Regions from separate parts of the Mus musculus genome. Here regions 1, 2 and 3 are each linked to region 4. Evidence: chromatin loops called from intact Hi-C (ENCODE). Cell type or tissue: left cerebral cortex. All regions are shown on one strand.

Evidence for each region. Hi-C counts contacts between places; a loop is a spot of excess contacts. Peaks named below come from ENCODE experiments on the same cell type or tissue, not always from the same donor. Only the 100,000 strongest peaks of a DNase experiment are listed, where the experiment ranks them.
Region 1: it touches region 4 in a loop (3-fold over the local background); 5 of 42 quality-filtered maps call a loop at or near these places.
Region 2: it touches region 4 in a loop (3.0-fold over the local background); 2 of 42 quality-filtered maps call a loop at or near these places.
Region 3: it touches region 4 in a loop (7-fold over the local background); 6 of 42 quality-filtered maps call a loop at or near these places.

Annotation. Positions count from the first base shown.
Region 1 is chr6:64,632,670-64,637,669 of GRCm38, reverse strand. All of the region lies in intron 14 of Grid2 (glutamate receptor, ionotropic, delta 2), which reads right to left. Among named protein-coding and RNA genes, the nearest start is that of Gm35851, 94 kb to the left of the region's middle. In left cerebral cortex, no CTCF peak of the experiment used is centred here; no DNase peak of the experiment used is centred here.
Region 2 is chr6:62,574,265-62,579,264 of GRCm38, reverse strand. No RefSeq gene overlaps it. Among named protein-coding and RNA genes, the nearest start is that of Gm22212, 620 kb to the left of the region's middle. In left cerebral cortex, a CTCF peak has its summit at 2,866; a DNase peak (open chromatin) is centred at 2,856.
Region 3 is chr6:64,647,180-64,652,179 of GRCm38, reverse strand. All of the region lies in intron 14 of Grid2 (glutamate receptor, ionotropic, delta 2), which reads right to left. Among named protein-coding and RNA genes, the nearest start is that of Gm35851, 79 kb to the left of the region's middle. In left cerebral cortex, a CTCF peak has its summit at 2,071 (motif pointing right); a DNase peak (open chromatin) is centred at 2,126; H3K4me3 peaks cover 392 bases; H3K27ac peaks cover 331 bases.
Region 4 is chr6:63,253,548-63,258,547 of GRCm38, reverse strand. It overlaps Grid2 (glutamate receptor, ionotropic, delta 2), which reads right to left and starts at 2,542. Exons shown (of 16, transcript NM_008167.3): 1 at 1,604-2,542. The coding sequence starts at 1,691. In left cerebral cortex, a CTCF peak has its summit at 2,577; DNase peaks (open chromatin) are centred at 983, 1,549, 1,939, 2,334 and 2 more places; H3K4me3 peaks cover 3,232 bases; H3K27ac peaks cover 2,282 bases.

The DNA of each region.
Region 1 (5,000 bases), 1.4 Mb before region 4:
GACTTATCTATTACCTCAGATAATGCATCTATTTTCTTCAACCAGCAAGATTGGCTGCTTACAGGAATGAAGTTTTCAGTAGTTATTAGAAAGAAAAATTTCCAACCTGTATAGAGGCAGTAGTCCATCTTTTTGATGTCTCTGTGGCTGGATAAAATGAGGTGGTGTGGCTACATCACTGTTCTGAGAGGGATGGTGATTCCTACAGTACTATGATGCTTATGAGCGCTGCTTGCTGCTTTCCATGATAAAGGAAAACCTGTGTGCATGGCCATGTTTACTTACTGCGTGGTATTATATGAAGCTCCAATAACTCAGAGAACATGCTTGGTAAAAAATTGAGAGCCATTCAGTACTGATAACAACTGCCAGAGGGACTAAGTGGCTGTCTTCTCTATACCCATATGTACACAAATATAGGCCTTGGAAAATTCTAGTATTTCTCAACTTTAAACTAGAGATAATCAGCTTTTCAAATTTGCTCAAAACCTCGGGTGAACTAGAAATGAAAGCAACTCAGTTTTGCAGGGATCTGAAATGTTGATAAGAACCTGACTGAATAAATGTAGAGCTACAAATTTCCCATTTGTATATTTGGTTATATTTCAGATCCCTAAATGCTCGTAATATTAGTAAAATTTAAGGAATCTTTATGCTGTTTCTAGATGAGAAAAATAAGAGGATAATGCTTTTTCATTAAAAAAATCATTGAAGTAAAACTCATGCTACATAGATCAGTTCAAATAATGGCGTTCCATGTACAATAAATAAACCTGCAACCATAGCAACAAAGGTCATGTGAGAATCAACCCTATTCGTGGCTCTCATCAAATTGGCTTTATCTTTGTGAGCAGCTATATTCTAGGAGATTATGCTGACTACATTTTGAAGATATGTTCCTACAGGTTAACAGAAAAAGAGGCATGCTAATCTACTGAGCCCTGATATAGGACCTGTAACATGCATGAGTCAGTGGACACAAAAATATGGAACTGAATTCCTTGCCATCTGAAGAACCAGGGTCTATGGTAGTGGGAGTCTCTGATGGTCTATAAATGTCTGGCTTTTCAGTAGAGCTTACATATGAGAGCTTGTGCTAGATGAATACCTTAGGTAGAGTATATAAGAAATAGGGAGTGGTTAAGTGATTCAGCGCTTGCTATACAAGTGTGAGGACTTGAATTAGAATTTTCAGAACCTATGTAAAGCTGATAGAGTAGGCTCTGTCTGTAATATTAAAGCTCCTAGAGCAAAGTGGGAGTCAGAGAGAGAGAATACCTGCAAGCTTACATGCCATCTAGCTTGGCACATACAGTAGTAAGCAAGAAAACATGTCTTACAAAAGGTAGAAGTAAGGACTCACACTTGAGGTTGTCTTTGATGGGACACACACACAGGGGGAGGGATAGAGAGGGGGGATAAGTAAGAGAATAACATTTAATGTCAATAATTATAGCCTGAGAGCATTGGCCAAAGTTCTTAGGACTCTGAGATCTTACCACAGCATATGGACTCTGTTTTCCTTCAGGTCTGCCCAAAGGCTTCTTGTAGGCATACTCTTGTGAGGTGTATCAAAGAGCATCAGAGGACATCAGATCTCATCACTAATAGCATCTTTGTTGAGTTCTATTTTTATCCTATTTTCTACCCTATGGTGGTCTTATCAGCATCATACCCAACACTTGACATCATGCTGTTTTGATAAGCTGTGGTATTTGCTAGCTCTAGTGCCCTAAATACATTTTCAACTTAAATTGTGGTTTGGATAAGAATCAGGATGTGTTCCAACAAAAAACTGAAACTACAATGGCTGCTTCTAGGTGTTTTGAGGAGTATACACAGACAGAAAATAGATATGGATTTAACTTTTGCAATCTTTTGTATGGCTGGAAGGCATGCATAATAAATGATTGATGACTAAAGAGAAGTCAGAGATTGTCAGCAAGGAACAGATAAGGACTTGGTAAATTGAAAGGAAGGAAAATAATTTAAAGATAGATTCCTTTTGGAATAGGAGACTGTGTTGTTTGAGATCAGGAATATTAAAGTTAGGCAGATAGATTTCTCTCCCTTTAATTTCTGAGAGTTGTATTTTGTTATGGCAGCCTGAGTACAAGACAGAACTCAAAGCATTTCAAGCACTACTGAAAGAGTCGAGCACAGAGAGTGCTCTACTAGCGCATGCAGACTAAGTAACATGGATCCTCAGAGGATCAGCTCTTCTGATCGATGTCTTGTCATGTTGCCCGTGCATGGTGCTCAGCATGCTCGCTGACCCGAGGCAACATTTTAGTAGAGGCTGGCTATTTTTGTAATCATTATAAAGACTAGGTTTTTTTTTTTTTTTTTTTTTTTTTTTTTTTTTTTTAAGAATGTTTCTGTTTTGGGATATCAGTCAGGGTTACCCTCAAACTCAAGTCCCCTTGCTTTTGCCTCCTGAGTGCTGATTTACAGGCCTGTGTCAACATATACTATCCTTTCTCCAGAGCTTTCATTTCTATTTTCTGAACTAAATTGTGCTTGTGCAGTAGTTGAGTTCACACTTACAGTGCTGCCTAATTTCACACGCCTAAATTTGATATTCTGTTAAAAAATATAGACATAATTCTAGTGTATATAGCTGAATAAAATGTTATGTCTCTTTCCTCATAATCTCATGCAAAGCCCTATCCCCAGTATGATTTTTTTGGAGGGGTACCTTTTAATAGAAGTTAGGTGGGATCATGATGGTGGGATCCTCTTGATAAGATTAGATCCACCTCTACCCTGATCAAAAAGTCAACCACCCGAAGAGTGGTAAGAGAGTCCTTACAAAGAATTAAATTGACCAGCACTTTCACTTTTACTTCCAGAACTATGAGAAATCAATTTCTGTTTTTTAAGACAACCAGTCTGTGGTATTTTGTCACAGCAGCCTGAGTACAGGACAGAACTCAAAGCATTGGGAGCACTATGGAGAAAGTCTGGCGCAGAGAGCAGTGACAGCATGAAGCTTTCAGAAGGTCGAGCCAAGGTTATAGCCTGTAAGGATGGTGGAGCAGCCTCAATTTCAGTATCACCCACTTAGTGTGCTCCTAGCCATGTCTCCACTCACCTGTTCCCGACCCAAGTGTGACCCAGGGATAGAATGTGACTTGCGGTGAGGATACTCTCATTTCAATGCAGCCAGCTCTATTGCTGGATCTCTTTTTGAAACTGAGGATGCCACAAAAGGCCTTGTCAGTGTGCAGCCAGTTCCCAGCCACACAGGAGGCAGCGTGTAAATCACTGTCCCCCCGCCCAAGAGAGCTGCAATCAATAATGCTACACAAACCTTTCTCCCAAGAACCAGTACTGCCCGGAACTGTGCGAGACTCATTAGAGCACCAGACCATGATGTGGAGAAATGAAAGGAAGAAAGTAGTTTATTCACTGACAAGAAAATATATAAAAACAAAACCAGTATAGGTTTAAACCCGAAGTCTCCACACTTACGTGTGCCAGCAACAGGCCAATTGAGAGGCAAGATGGAAGCAGTGCAGTCATTTATGAGCATGGGATTCTTTTTATGAGCATTTGAGCCTTTTTTTTTTTTTTTAAGATCAAATCCTAAATTGCATCTTGGCCAGAAGCAATGAGGTAAGCAATCGAGGGGTGGAACTCAGTTGCTGATTATATTGTTAGTAATATAAAAACAATTGTCTTCACTGACAGTGCATACTTCTTTTATCCATGTAAGTTTTTGCAGGTTTAACATGATTGGCCCCTGCTGTAATAGCATGTTCCCTAACTCTTCCAGCTTCTCCCTGCTTCCCAAGCCTTCACTGCTGTGGGCCTGCATTAAAGTCTGGCTCTCTGTCAGTCATATATGGTCAATGAGATTGCTATGGAGTCACATGCAATTGAGCTGTGATGCTGATGAGGTTAGACATACTAACTGCATCTGCAACTTATGGTTTGCATATACAGCATACTCCCAAAGGCTCACGTAATGAAGGCACGGTCCTCGCTAGTGGTGCTAGGACGCAGTGATTTGCACCTCATCAATGGGTGGAAGAAGTGATTTGATGGAGCTATATCTAGAAAAGGGTACTTTGCCCATCTTCTCCCAGCTTCCTCACCAGCATGAGGTGGGCAGCTTTGCTTCCATGTACTTCTGCCACCATATTTTGCCTCACCACATGTCTACAAACAATGTAGACAGCTAACCATGGACTACAAGTTAAATCAAGTCCTTCTACCTTTAAAATGTATCTTTCAGGGCTCATGAGATGGCTCAGCAAACTTGCAGGACAACTTTAATCCCCAGAATCCTTGGAAAGTCGGGAGTGCATAAAATCCACAAAGTCATCCTCTAATCTCCACAAGCACGCTTGTGCTGTACACTTGTAACAACCATAAATAAAAGAAAAAGTTTCCTGTGGGTGTTCTTTCATCATGACTAACAAACTTAGGCTGCTTTCAGCTGTCCCTGCGTCATTGACATGCGACATTATTAAGAAACATCTACAGTTGACAGAAAAGCAAATGGACGTAGCCTTCCTCCCCTGTTTGCTTCATTTTGTGCAGAGGGAAGGAAAAAAAAAGCTTATAACAAGAGATTGTTTATTGGGTTTGTTAAGTTGATATTTCTGTATAATGAGCCTGAGGTCCCTTTAGCAAAAGTAGTGGAAGATGGTGATGTAACCAGCTGGTAGTTTGAGTAGAACCTCTAAGCTTTCCATGCCTGAAAGCGAGTGTAGACCCTCAGGAGTGAGGACTGCAGGGATGGAAGCATGGTGATGATGCAGAAGCTTCCGATTGGCCGGGTGAGCTTGTCTGCTGCTCGAGGATCCCTCCACCCGACTTCTTGAACACTTGGATTCAAGTAAAATAAATGAAAAATGGCTGGAGCAAGCTATGGGTACACATTGAATGGCCGTTATCATTTCTCATGGGTCACTGGGCTCTCATTTTGTACTCGGAATGTCTCCACAACCACACAGCAGGTGCTCTTTCCTAGGCAATGCTCAGCTCTGTAA
Region 2 (5,000 bases), 680 kb after region 4:
CAGATGGATTCACAGCAGAATTACTACTAAGCTTTTAACCAACCACATTCAATATTTCTCATATTATATTAAAAAGTAGAAATAAGAGAAGTTCTAAACTCCTATGAAACCAGAATTACTCTAATTCTAAAGTCAGGTAGCTATAAAAGAAACCAAAAAATTGCAAATCAATATCCATGATGAGAATAGGTGGGTGCAAAATTTTTCAAGGAAAAAAACATGCTGAATGTAGACATCCATCTAAGTTATATATCATGATCATATGGAGTTTGGGTATACTTCAACAGATGTAATCCCATAAGTCTACAAAATCATATAAATGGATTTAACAGCGAAAGTCACATAATCATCATAATAGATGCTGAAAAGACCTTTGACAGCAGTCCAACATGACATCATGACAAAATTTCTATAGAAAATATGAGGAGAGAAAATATGTTAACATAATAAAGGTTATACATTACAAGCCTCCCACTAACATCTTCCTAAATGAACAGAAACTTGAATACCATTAAAATCAGATTAGTAATATGACAGGAATATCACTATGAACATGCTTTTCTTAATATAACACTAGAAGACCTAGTTAGAGCAGTAAGACAAGAAAAAGCAACTAAATGGATACAAATAGAAAAAAAAGTCAAATTATCCCTATTTGCAGATGTTTTAATATTGTACAAAAGATTCCACCAAAACCTAGAAATGTTCAAAACTTTCAACCTATGGTAGGATGCAACATTAAATTTTAGAAAAGATTGGTCCTTTTACACATCAATCATAAACATGCTTACAAAAATCATAGAAACACTTCATTCAGTGGGTTTACACTTCATTCAGCTGGAGTATGCTCCCTAGTTGGTGATCCAGTGTCTGAGAGATCTTGGGGTCCAGGTTAATTGAAACTGCTGGTCCTCTTACAGAGTCACCCTCTACCCTTCTCCTCAACTTTTCCAGCTTTTCCTTAATTCAACAACAGGAGCCAGCAGTTCAAATATCTGACTGTTTCAGCTGCTTGTTCAGTCTTTCAGAGGGCAGTCATGATATGTCCCTTTTTGTGAGCACTCCATAGCCTTAGTAATAGTGTCAGGCCTTGGTGTCTCCCATTGAGCTGGATTCCACTTTGGGCCTGTTGCTGGACCTTCTTTTCCTCAGGCTTTTCTCCATTTCCATTCCTGCAGTTCTTTCAGACAGGAAAAATTATGGATCAGAATTTTGTCTGTGGTATAGCAACCCTATCCCTCACTAGATGCCCTGTCTTTCTTCTGGAAGTGGACTGTACAAGTTCCCTCTCCACATTGTAGGGCCATCTAGATTCCCTCCCTTTGAGTCCTGGAAAAAAATCTCCATTAACCCTCACATCGGATAGAAGGCTAGTATCCAAAATATATAAAGAACTCAAGAAGCTAACCACCAAAAAATCCCAAACAACCCAATCAAAAAACAGTGTATAGAATTAAACCGAGAATTCACAACTGAGGAATCTTGAATGGCTGAGAAGCACCCAAGGAAATGTCCAAATTTCTTAATGATCAGAGATATCCAAATAAAAACAACACTGAGATTCTACCTTACAATAATAAGAATAGCTAAGATCAAAACCTCAGGTAACAACACATGTTGGCAAGAATGTGGAAAAAGAGTAACACTTCTCCACTGCTGGTGGGATTGCAAACTGATACAACTACTCTGGAAATCAATCTTGAGGTTCCTCAGAAAAATGGAAATAGATCTACCTGAAGACCCAGCAATACCACTCTTGGGAATATACCCAAAAGATTCCCCACCATGCCACAGGGGAACATGTTCTACTCTATGTTCATAGCAGCCTTATTTGTGGTAACCAGAACCTGGAAACCACCCAGATGTCCCACAAAAGAAGAATGAAAACAGAAAATGTGTTTCATTTACACAATGGAATACTACTTAGCTATTAAGAACAAGGACATCCTGAGTTTTTCAGGCAAATGGATGGAACTAGAAAATATCATACTGAGTGAGGTAACTCAGACCCAAATGGAAATACATGGTATGTACTTAGTAATAAGTGGATACTAGAAAAAAATACAGAATGTCCAAGATACAGTCCACAGAACACAAAAAGGTCTACAAGCTGAAGGGACCAAGTGAGGATACCTCAGCCCCACTTGGGAGGGAGAAGAAACTAATCACAAGTGCGGAGGAAGGGACCTGGGAGGAAAAGGGGTTGGGGGGTCAGAGAGAGGGGAACATGATCTGGTATTGAGTGGGGGGGGGAGGCTGAAGCCCCAAGGACCACCAGAAAGAATGGAAACATTTAATCTCGGGACCTGTTGGGGGACCCTCCAGAATGTACCTTTATCTTTCTTGCCTTGGATTTATTGTTTGCAGGCAAGGAACTTTGCATTCCTGCAAAGGAATAGCCTGTTTCTTACAATGCTTCACTTTCTTGGGTTCTTTTTCCATTTATTTCTTACTGAAGGATCCATACGGTAAAGAGCTAAATGATACTGTGCTGAATACTCTCTCTTATCCCTTATTTCCATTACCACAGGATTTCCTTCACAAAGCATGGGAAATTAGATAAGATTTGGGAGAAAGAATGAAAAGTGTGGTTTGGTTTGGTTTGGTTCTAGTCTATATTGTATTCTGTCAGTTTTTTTTTTTTTTTTTTTCCTTCCCTAACTGGTTAATAGCACCACCAACAGCTGCCAAATGTTTTAAATAAATATTAAATATTTATAAGGAGTTGATTTTTAGGGGTCTTAAGTTTCTAAGAACATGGAAAGTCACAGATCTCTCTGTTCACCGTCCACCAACGTTCAGGTTGGACAAAATTCCACCAGTCACTTCTTGGTCAATCCCTCGATATACTCCCAGAGCAATATCGCCACCTATGGGTACCAGACACACCATCACAGTCGTTCTATTTATTTCATGATCTCCCTTCCCACAATACCATAGACCTCAGAGCTGAGAGCCAGAGTTAAATAAAACCCAGACTCCATCATTTGGTGCTCACAATCAAAGTTTGTGATAATCCATATGAGCTTTCATTTGTTACTTTAAGACCATGGAATTGCTTCTATTTCTTTGGATTGGTATTTTGGAGCAACTTAACTGAGGAAATTTTCTCTTGCTATATCCATGTTAATATTACTTGTGTGTTTTGTTGTTGTTGTTGTTGTTGTAAACAACACTTAATCTACAACATTTGTAGAGCTCAAAGGGATGCATGGTGTGAAAGGGAATGTGTTTGTTTTATTGTGTAGTTGAGCTCACCATAGGCAGAAAATAGTCATGTGACTTTCTCACACCATTTTTTCTGTTAACCTCATCAAAATAGAAGCAACTGTGTGACTTGGTTAACAAGTGATCCCATCACTATGCCCATAGCCACATGTACTGGTCATTATCTTGGTTAGTAGCATCTTCAAAATAGCTGCAACCTTCATGTAAGATTTGGATGAGGTTTGTTGCCATGTGATAAGGTCAATTGTAGCCTCCCCTCCCCAGCCTGAAACCTGCTTGCTCAGGGGTGGAGCTTGCCGCTCAATCGTTTTGCCACGCCCACCGCTGGAGCCTGCTGCTTTGCTGTTTCGGAGCCATCACGTGTTCACCTGCAACCTTACTGCAATTTCTCATAACAGGCTAAGGATGGAGTATAAGACCTCAATGACAATTCTGTTTTATTTTGAAGGCATGCTTTTGAATGAAAACTTTTACTGGCTTCTAAAGGGACTTGCAGTTTTGCCAGTCATGTGTCTCCAACACTACACAAACTACACTGGGAACTGACATTTTGAGATGGATAGACCTAGGAAGCTCAGAAGAATTTGCCGCAAGAGAGGCCATTTTGTGAAAGCACAGATCTTAACTGGGAGCCAAAGGATAGGGTGACAGGTGCTAGACAAGCTGCTGCCCATAGCATCTGCAACATCTGAGGTGGGATGGGTCTACAGGGTAGGGTGGGGACCAGGCAGAGATGTGTACTCTCCTCTTTCTAGTAGCATCTATATGCTCATTTTTCAATATCTGTGGCAGAATTGATCCACACTCATCCACTTCTATTTCTGTCTCATCATGCTCTGGGAACCCCTGCTTTTGTTTTGGTTTCTATTTGTGGAAGTCTAGAGAAGCTAAAAATGCCATGGCTTTCTAAGTCCTTTTATATTGTTTATGTTGTTGTTGTGTGATGCTTTGTTTTCTCTGTTTATTTTTCTGTATATGATAGGAATTTAAATTTCCACTTGGGCTGCCTCAATCCAGAAAGCCTACAAGGTAACCCTGTTTGAACAAGAAGAAATCCATGTTGCATTTATCATGTTTGCTTCCTATCTAGATTACAAAAATATACTACAGAGTGATAATAAATTTGAGGAAACTGCTCAAGGGGAATGATGAAATTCAATACTGTAAATCAATTTTAGACTAGAGAGGTTCAAAATTCTCCTGATTCATATCATTAAAATCCTTAAAATTTGGCTAATTTCACTGATAATGTAAAGCTGAATATTTATTCCAGAAATCTTCTTGTTGTGGGCTAGGCACAGGGAAAATGAGATAAATCAGGCTAGATGCAGGAAATTTTGTTTAGCTTACAATATAATAGTTTTCTAGAGCCAAACTCGTTGAAACAAATATTCTAATAGACTCCCCCTCACAGTTGGTAATGAAGCCCAGGGCTCTGTGAGTAAGATCACCTAGTGTGTCACAGAACTATTCTTTCTCATGGTCTATTTCAAGGGAAGGAGGAAGAATTGAAAGACAAGCGCTAGAGGATGATCTGAAGAAGCCAAAGGAAAGGAAGAGAGAAAGGAAGGAAGGAAGGGAGGGAGGGAGGGAGGGAGGGAGGGAGGGAGAGAGAGAGAGAGAGAGAGAGAGAGAGAGAGAGAGAGAGAGAGAGAGAGAGAGAGAGAGAATATCAGAGTACTGTATTATCCTACAGCTTGATCTATTTATAGAAGGGATGGTTCTTGTTGGGTTTTTCTGATTGTCTACTTCCATTTGTAGGCAAATGCAAG
Region 3 (5,000 bases), 1.4 Mb before region 4:
CCCAGTGGATTTCAAAGCTGGAGGAAACTCAGGGCGCTTACGTAAGATGACATGTTGACTACCTAGAACACTCTTTCCCCAGATACACACCATCTGTGGTGTTCTGAGTGAAAATGTCCCCCAGTAGGCTCATGTGATTGAACATTTGACTCCCTATTTGGAGAATCCCTTGGGAAGATTTAAGAGGTGTGGCCTTACTGGAGAAAGTACATCACTGGAGATGAGCTTTTTTTTTTTTTTTTTTTTTTTCCATTTTTTATTAGGTATTTCGCTCATTTACATTTGCAATGCTATACCAAAAGTCCCCCATAGCCACCCACCCCCTCTCCCCTACCCACCCTCTCCCCTTTTATGGCCCTGGCGTTCCCCTGTACTGGGGCATATAAAGTTTGCGTGTCCAATGGGCCTCTCTTTCGAGATGAGCTTTTTAGAGCTTAAAGGCTCATTCCATTCTTCAGTTCTCTTTCTGCTTTGTCCTTGCAATTAAAGCTGGGAGCTCTCCTGCTGTAATGCCTGCTACTTGCTGCCTGCCTCCCTGCTCTGATGGACTCTGATCCCTCTGCAACCAAGAGTCACATAATCCCTCTCATGGTGTTTTATCTCAGCAACAGCAAATTGCTCATATATCACCCCTTATATCCTTTGATTTCCAGTTATATAAAAATCACAGGACCATCTAAATAGTCGTTATGTTGTCCTGTTTAGGGCACAGTGACAAGAAAAAAAAATGAAGTCTCATGAGTTCAGTGCAGACACATCTCTCCTTTTCAGGAAATCTGTGATCTTTAATGACTCCGTGAGCATATGGATACAGAAGACCAAGGACCCCAGCGCTAGCCACGCCCCTCTATCATCACACTGGTCAGTGTCTGGGATGCTGAAGTTTCTTCCACGGTTGCCTGTGACCTGTGACTACTGAGTTTTCTCGAGAAGCCCATTTGCTCTATCCCTGGAGTGCAGGCGGGCATTTATTGGTTGAATATGCATAATTTTGCTATGGCGGCTCTGCTCTCACTCACTGAGGCCGTTTTATAATTTATTCCATTTTCTATGAATCCATCCATCCATGCAATAAATATTTCAGGAGAGACTCATGCCAAACATTCCTTGTGCACAAAATTAATTCCCCACCACGACAGTTCGACTGTTCGTTCAGGCAGAGCGACCTGGCAGGACTTCCAGTGTCTCCACTTTGTGAGGCTTTAGTCCTCTCATTCACAGAGGATCGGATTACAACCTCCTAGCTTTCCCTTAATCACGTCTGAAACCTGTGTTCCATTCACTTATGTTGGCTCACAGCCTCTCAGTGTTTCTTGATATTTGAGGAATATTTTCACTTAGAAACAAATGTCAAACTATACAAATTATACTTCAGCTATTTAAATTCTAATGGGGTTAGATGCAGTCCATGGGAAGACTTTGGTTGTGGAGTTTTAAGTTTGTGTAAGTAAGTGAAGACCACAGGGTAAGGAGAGAATGGAGTGTCCTGTCTGGAAGCCCTTCAAGTTCTGAGAAGCCACAAAGGTCTCTGTACTCGGTAGACCTCACGACGACACAGCTCAGGTGGCTGTGGCACTGTAGCAAGACCCTTGCTTCAAAGATATATGGAGAAATTGAGTCATAGAATTCTCCAGTCACCCACCAGCCACATTCTGAGCATGCCACACCACATTCTAGGTAGGATACAGGCTGGCTCGGGATAGAACACGGTAAGGCTTGTAGACCCGGAATTCTGCACATCCTTCCTATTAAATGCTTCTAGAAGCTCCATTGGAGTCTCATCATACCCCTTTATCATTTAGAAACACTTTATATAAGGAGCAGTTGGAGTAAGGTCAGTAAACTGTAAACTTCTTTCTTTAAAAAAAAAAAACAACGAAATGAATTCGTGTAAATCTTCACAGTACTTTTTTAAGTGGAACTTGAAAGCACACCTAGAGGAGAGTTTCGACGTTTAGATATAAAGTGTGTGTGTGTGTGTATGTGTGTGTGTGAATTCAAGAATCTAACAATAAAATCTTGGGCCTTAGGGAAAGCAGGATTTTCTGTTATGCTAAAGAGTTCCACAAGGTGGCAGTATTGGCTCACACAGGTCTAAGCGTCCCTGCAACCATGGTTTCCTGTGGGCGAGATTAAAACGCAGGAAGCAGACACTTGTGCCATAAACTCCTTTAACTATTAGTCACAAGATTAGCTTCTAGATTGGGATACGCGATTAGATGGCTCAAACCTTTTCTTGAAATTCAGTGAGAAAAATTCTTGCCATTTTAAAGGTCAGGGTAATGACAGTCGCATTTTCTTTCGAGGGCCATTGTAAAGAGAATTGAGGAGACCCGCGCATAGCACACAATGGATGGTGCTATCTTGCTTGGGACGTGGGAGGAGAGTGCAGCTTGAAAGCTAGGTTAGATCGTCAGAGTGCTTGTGTGTGTGTGTGTGTGTGTGTGTGTGTGTGTGTGTGTGTGTTTACTCTCTGTCGCTTGAGCATACACGTGCGTCCAAGCGAGCGCGTCTGTTGTTTTTTTTTTCAGACCAGTTCTGGCATATTCCTCTTCATTAAGAATACGCGAATAAAATAATCACAGGAGGCAGAGGGAGGGAGGGATCTGGGTGGGAGAAGGAAGGGTGAGGGGAAAAGGGGAATATGATCAGGTATGGGATTATGGGGGACAAGAGAGAAGTCCTGAGGGCCAGCAGGGTGGAAATATGCAACCTCCGGGGTGGGTGGGAGGTGAAAGTACCTCTAGAGGGTAGGAGAGAACTGGGAGGTGAGAGACCTTAGATGAAATGCCCTTCAGTAGAAAGACAGGTCATCAAGTGGAGGAATGGGGTTGCCATCCCACAGTCAAAAATTCTGACCCAGAATTGTTCCTGTCAAAAAGAACTGCAGGGACAAAAAAGGAGAAGAGACTGAGGAAAAGCAGGTATAGTGACGGCCCAACTTGGAATCCAGCTCAAGGAGAGGATTCAAGGCCTGATTCTATTACTGATGATGCTATGCTGTCTGCTTACACACAGGAGCCTAGCATGGCTGACCTCTGAGAGGGCCAACAAGCAGCTGACTGAGGCAGATGCAGATTTTTACACCCAATGATTGGACTTAAGTCGGGGACCATGTGGTTGCATTAGAGAAAGGCTGGAAGAAGCTGAGGAGGAGGGCAACCCCATAGGAAGACCAGCAGTCTCAACTAACCTGGACCCCAGAGATCTCTCAGACACTGAGCCATCTACCAGGCAACATACACGAGCTGGTACTTGGCCCTGACACATATACAGCAGAGGACTGCCTGGTCTGGCCTCAGTGGGAGAAGATGCACCTAACCCTTGAGAGACTGGAGGTCCCAAGGAGTGCAGAGGCCTGGCCTGGTGGGGGAGGAGTGGAGACATCCTCTTGGAGACAGGTGGGAGGAGGAATGGGATGAGGAACTGTGGGAGGGGGGACCCGGAGGGAGGCAACGACTGGACTGTAAACAAATAAAAGCAATAAAAAATTGCTATTGTTACTATTACTACATACTTTTTGTTTCGAATTGCTAGAAATTCAATAAAAGGAATTTCTACTTTAGGATGCAAGGAGAAAAAACAAAAAAGAATACACGATGGACTCACTCATAAGAACATTGCATTTCTTTCCTTTCCCAAGTGTTCAAATATTTGCACGCTCACTGAGCGGCAAAAATATTGGAAGGTTCAGTTTGAAACCGGTTCCGTGCTCAGCTGGGCATCATGAGAACCTTGATGCAAATGAGCAAATTGCAGGAGAAGGCTGGGAAGCAACCGGCCCTCCTTTCATATTCAAATAAAAGCAGTCTGCCTGTTCAGGGCCTTGGAGAAAGAAGCGGTTTGTTCACTTTGAAGATAATAGCTTCATTTCAGTGTGGGGCTTCTCTAACCCATTGATCACTTACCACCTTGAACATCTACTCTAGGCATTGATTTCCAAGATCAATTTATTTGTAAGGAGAGAGGTTTCGGGGTGGTGGTGGTGTGGTGGATGGGAGGTGCGTGCCAATCCCTACCTGCAGAGAACAGCAGGTTATGGGCCTTTCAAGTTTCATGGGAATCATGGCCATTTGCTAAGTTCCTAGGGAGCCTTGATACAATATCTCCGGTTATCTGAGGGGAAAAAATGTCACTTGCCTGCTAAGTCAGTTCTACTAGTCTAGAAACAAACAAACAAACAAACAAACAAACCCTAAACTGAATGCAAGAGTTTTTCATTTTCCTACTTTCTAGAGACAAAAGCTATCATCATGGAAAGGATGACAGACACTGCTCCTCCCCCCTCCCCATCTCATTCCACAGCAGAGGGACACTGACCCAGAGTGGGAATGCCACACATTTTCTGCATTCACTACAGTCTCATTGCTGTCCTGATTGAGTGATTTTTTTTTTGTGACCCACATCACCTGGAATGCAGGTCTGTCCAACACATTTCTCCCCCCACCACACATTGCTTCCCACACACACATTGAAAGGATGACTGTCTGGTTCTTTTATTTCTCAGGGATTTGTTAAGAAGCTTAGAGAAATGGCCATCTGCAGGCTTCCCCTAAACAAAGCAATGCAATCATAGTGGGACTATAAACTTGTTCATAGTATACATTGGGCATACAAAGAAAACATAGCTTTTGCATAGCTTTAGTTCATCTTCCTCCTGAGGACTACAGTCACTGCATAGGGCGATAAAACCAAATTTAGCTTAGTGTGATCTAAAATTTAATCGGCTCTAATAATGTAAAACATCTCTAGATTTATAGCCATCTATCTGAGAGGCTCATGAATCTTAGGTCCCTTCCTTCCTTGGGTCTTTTTCAAGATGGCATCTGGATTTGTGGAGGTTTGCACTGTGATAGCTTTGCGAAAACAAAGCTGCTGGTCCCTTGGCTTTGGATATCCTTTGTTGGTTCTGGGGTATGATGGGCTAGGTTGAATCCTTAGACATGGCTGGTGCTAACATCTGTAAAGGTTGTGAAAGGTCACTAAGGCAACCGTAGCAA
Region 4 (5,000 bases):
CCCCCAGTCATCAAATGAATATAAAGAAAGGCATAGCAATCCCACCCCCGGTCCTGCTCTACTCACTTACAACTGGACATAAATTCATGTCATGTCTTTACGAAAAGCATGGTTCATTTCCAAACTCTTATCAGAGCGTTACTGAACCCTTCAATGAGATTTCTTCCTGAAAAGTTCTGAACCTACAGGCACTGTAAGCCCCAGGCAAAACGGGATCCAGAAGGCCAGCTATGTAATGCTTCATTTTCTTAATGCACAAGGGCAAGGCTTTCTGAATTGTGACCTCATTACCCCTTGCACAGAGACATATAGTCCCATTGAAATAAATGATAGAGAATGGCAGACATGTTTACAAAGACAGCCTATAATACCAAAAGAGGGAGCCCCCTGGAGCTGAAGATCTGTCCACCACAGGCACAAACACACCAGACAGAAGCCCCTTGCTTGGAAGTAACTACCACCTGCAGCTGCTTCACCTGCCACGTGTGTGTGTGTGTGTGTGTGTGTGTGTGTGTGTGTGTACGCGCGCGCGCGCGCGCCACGGTAGAAGGGCAAAGAAGCTGTGACCCATCTGTCGCCAGGATTTGCAGAACAGGAAACCATTTGTACTGATAAAACTCCTGTACCCAAAAAAGAAAAAAAAAAAAAATCCTCCAGAGGGGCCTCACTGCAGCCCAGCAAATGAACCTTGCTTGCCCAGGGGGCGAATTGCCGAAAAGGAAATCATCACATTAACGCGGAAAAAAAAAAAAAAAAAAAAAGGCTGCAAAAGCCAGTCTCCACTTAGCTCTCAGGGATTAGCAAGTGAGAAGAGTTGGAGCCCTCGCTGCGGGCACCCTGCATGATAATGACTCGAGCCCCGCCGCTCCAGCCACGTTGCCCGGACGCTCGGCTCGCCAATAGGTGGGGCCAGGAGCCTGGCGACCCGCGGGGCCTCGGGGCGCCCGGACTCAGCTCGCCCGGGAGCAGCTCTGGAGATGGCTGTCAGAGGCCACCGTGTCTGTGCCGGGCACCGGAGCGGCCTGCGCCGGCATTGGCGTCTCCCACGCCCCGGACTGGGAGCGAGTGCCCCGCCATCCTCTCCAGCCTCCGAGTCGCGGGAACCGCAGAGGACGGCGAGCTTGGGAGTCCGCATCGATCGCCGCAGCGGACTCGGCCGCTCAGGATGCAAAACCACCTGTTCGAGCCGCGGGGAGCGCCCCCGGCCCCAGCCCGCATCTCTCCCCCGCGGATGCCACTGCCAGCCTTACCCCCTATGATTTTTTTTTAATGGCTCAAATGTACATCCGGGAAAAATCGAGAAGATAGAGTCAATCAAACTTCCTTCTCCCCACACCCGGAGTCCCCACACTCCCCACACTCCTGCGCGGAGGCAGGCGTGAGCCTCTAGTGCCCGGCCCGCACTCCACACACGGCCTCACTCCGCGCCGCGAGGCTCAGTCACTGCTTAGGGAAAGCTGAGCCCGTGAGAGCGCGGGCACCGAGGGGAGCGAACCTAGGCCACTCTGGCAGCAGCCGGAGGCTCGAGGGGGTGGGGAAGCAGAGATCACAGCCAAGGAAACGTTAGGGAAAGTCGCCACAAGCCACAGAAGCCCTGTCTTACCGATGTGGATGATAGAATCAGCGGTCGCCAGGTCCCAGGTTCGAGACCAACAGAAGGACAGAAACAAGAGCAAGGGGAAAACTTCCATCCTCCGATGCCGATCCTCCTTGACCACGACTTTGCTTCCAAGACGTAGATATTCTCTTAAGCGGTCCACAGAGTTTGAGGTCAGGATAGAGTTGAGTGCAGCTTTCCCCCTAATTTCCAAATCCCTCTTTACAGCACAATCTTTTCTGGTCACAGAAGAGGCACGGGCGACCCGAGAGCTAGCACAGCCAGAGGCAGCCTCCTCCCAAGCCCTGTCACTCGGAGGGGAATTTTGGCATTGCCAGAGTTGTTTGCAGTTGGGCTTTTTAAAAAATGTATCCAGCCTTGGCTGCTCTCGGACGGGGGGCGAGGCTGGCGCTCAGACGGTGGCCGTGGCCGCACGGGGGCCGCGGTGGCGGGTCCCAGCTCCGCCGCAACTTGGGCACCCCCGCGCCGGATGTGCCCGCGCCCTCCCCCGCCGCCGAGCCCCTCCACCCGGGGCCGTGCGCGGTCGTGGCGCCTCGCGGCCAGCTCTCAGTGCCACCAGCGAGGATGAAGATGCGATCGGAGTCGCCAGATTCCAGCGGGGAGGGGGAGGTCCGCTTCGGGAGGGGTGGCAAAAGTGAACTTGAAGGTAATGCAGCTAGTAATGCAGAGAATACTCCCCTTCGGCGCGAGACGGGCCCCGGAGCTGGCGCGGCGGGCGCGGTGGCGGGGGAGTCCGGCGGGAGCGAGCAGCGGGCCAGGCCGGCGCGCGGAGCCGCGGCTGCAGGATGCTCCCGAGCCGCTCGCCTGGCGGGATGCGGGAAGCCAACAGCAGCCTGGCAAGCTCCGCTGCAGCCCCACGTTGCCTAGAAATGGATCACCTAGGAGAAGCGAGTCCGCAAGAGAGCGGTGCTGTCAGGCGGAGAGGGGAACCGAGAGAGGAAGAGCTTCTAATAACCACCTCCTCCCCCTATCTGCAATACAAGGGAGAAACAAAACCGCGCTCTCAATTCCCTGGGAATCTTCACCCGGACTGAGAAAGGCAGGACTCAAAGAGAAGGCAGTGAAGTCCCCCACCTGCCTTGACGGTTTTTTTTTTTTTTTTGGATGTTTTTGTTTTTCCCCGTAGGTTATAAAAACAACCTAAAAAGCCACCCCACTTATTTAACCTTGCTATCCCCCAACAGGTACCGGACTTTTTTCTAGGCGTCGTCTGGAATTAGTCACATTGGCTAAGAACAAATTAGGGACACCTAGTCACTTAGGGAAAAGAAGACCTAGAAAGCTTTTAATGAGATTTCAATTATAAAGTTATAAAAAGCGGAGAACGTGCTAATTACCTTTAAACAGTGGGTTGCTCCCCCCCCCCCCCTTTCGGTCTCTGGTGTTTTTAAGGCAATCAAAATGCAGAAAGAATTTTGATATACTGTTAGAAAACAGACAGTCTTGACATTCAAATATATATCTAAAAATGTTAAGGACAATAAAACAAAACAAACAAAACAGCCTCAGTCGTCAAAATCCTGCATTAAGTTAATCACCTGTGCAGTTAAGTAGCCACAGGGAAGCTACTTGCTGTTCTTGGGGAGCCTGCAGATGCACTGTAAGGTAAGGTCCCGGCCTTAAAAGAAGGGATTTTGTGCAAGCTTTACCCCTGCTCTTGGTGACTTCTAATGACTAGTTTATATCCTTCCATCTTATTGCAGAAGGGGGTTCTGTTAACTCAATCAAGTGTGTAACTGAGGTCAGCTATTAACAGCTCTGATACTGTTTCAATTACAAACGTAGTCCACTGGCTGGGAAACTTGTTACCTGGGGGATGGATATCAGAACCCAAGTTCATTGTGAATCTGGCTAAGATCTTTTGTTCCTGTTTCCTCACTGACCCCTTTTCTACTATCTTGATGATTTGACTTAGTTGCCTATTCTCGCGTCTGAAATATCCTAACTTTCCTTCATTTTGTAAATTCCATCCCTGGACGTTCGAGAAAATGTTTTGTTCTTTTGCTGCTCACATCAACAGTATCTCATGGATTACAATAAAGTCATTCAAGTCCCTCAGCACCTCAAGAGCAGAAACCTGTCACTCATGAAACACTGCCCGACCCTTGAGTATGAAATAATCCCACCCATCTCCTAGGCTCTCAATGCAGTCTTCCATGGAGTCTAAAAGAAACACTACTTTAAAATGAGCTCACCAATGTCTTCACTGATGGTTGGGACTTATACACATGTTTTGGATAACATTGATTTGCACAGAGCCCCAGTTGTTGAATTTCAATTCTTCTGAATCTAGAACAAACCAGTACTTCCAGGAAGCCATCACTGACTGCACTTCCCAATCACTTTTCATCATCTGTTCATTTCCCCACCATGAATTCAATACGGATGATCTTCATGTTATTATTGATGTCATCTACTATTCAGAGTATTTTGATGCACTTCCATAAATGTTGATACAGATGATGAATTTTTAAAAACGGGTGTATGTCCACACAGGACTATGGTTCATTTTAAAAGCTAGTGACTCACTGTGTGTTCTATCAGGAGAAATTGGGAAGTCATCATTTAAGATGGACACAGCAATATCATATCTTAGAAGAAGATTGATAGCTGAAACCTTCGAACAAAATTGTGTCATCCCATCCTAACCTTATTCAGTGCTGTTCTTAGAGATAACTAGTAACTAAATATATTTGTGGTCATATAATCTACTAGAAACTTCTTTTAATGTACCGTAAACAAAATATTGCATTTGTTCCAAAATCCTCCATTTAGTAGTTTCCTATCATAAACACACTATAGAATAATCAGGTGCCTTTATGTACCTTCTGTTTCTGTGACAAAACATTGACTAAACCAAACCAACTTGAACAGAAAAAGCAGGTTTATTTGGCTTATAATTCCATGTCTTTAACTCTCTGTCATTGAGGAAAGCCAGGACAGTAAGTCAATCAACAACCTGGAGGCAATAGAATAATGCTGCTTACTGGCTTCCTACTCACAGATTTCTGGGTCTGCTCTCTTAATCAACCCAGAGCTACCCACTTGCCTAAAGTGGCAAGCTAGACAGAGGGTTGAACCCTTACATGTCAGCTATAAATTAAGAAAATGCTATATTGGCATGCTCAACAGACCAATCTGGAGGCACTTTCTCAATTGAGATTCTCTCTTCCCAGGTGACTCTAGTTTGTGTCAAAGAAACAAGAACTAAACAAGAACACCTGTGCTTCTTTGCAAAGGGCTTGTGTAAGTATAATTAAGTCAAAAACTCCAAAGCTTAGCATTTATAACCAACCCACTTCTGTAAGTGCCCCTAAGAGGTAGTCATAGTTCAGAACCACTATTCTAATACTTGGGCATCTAAAGAAATTTGGGTGACACA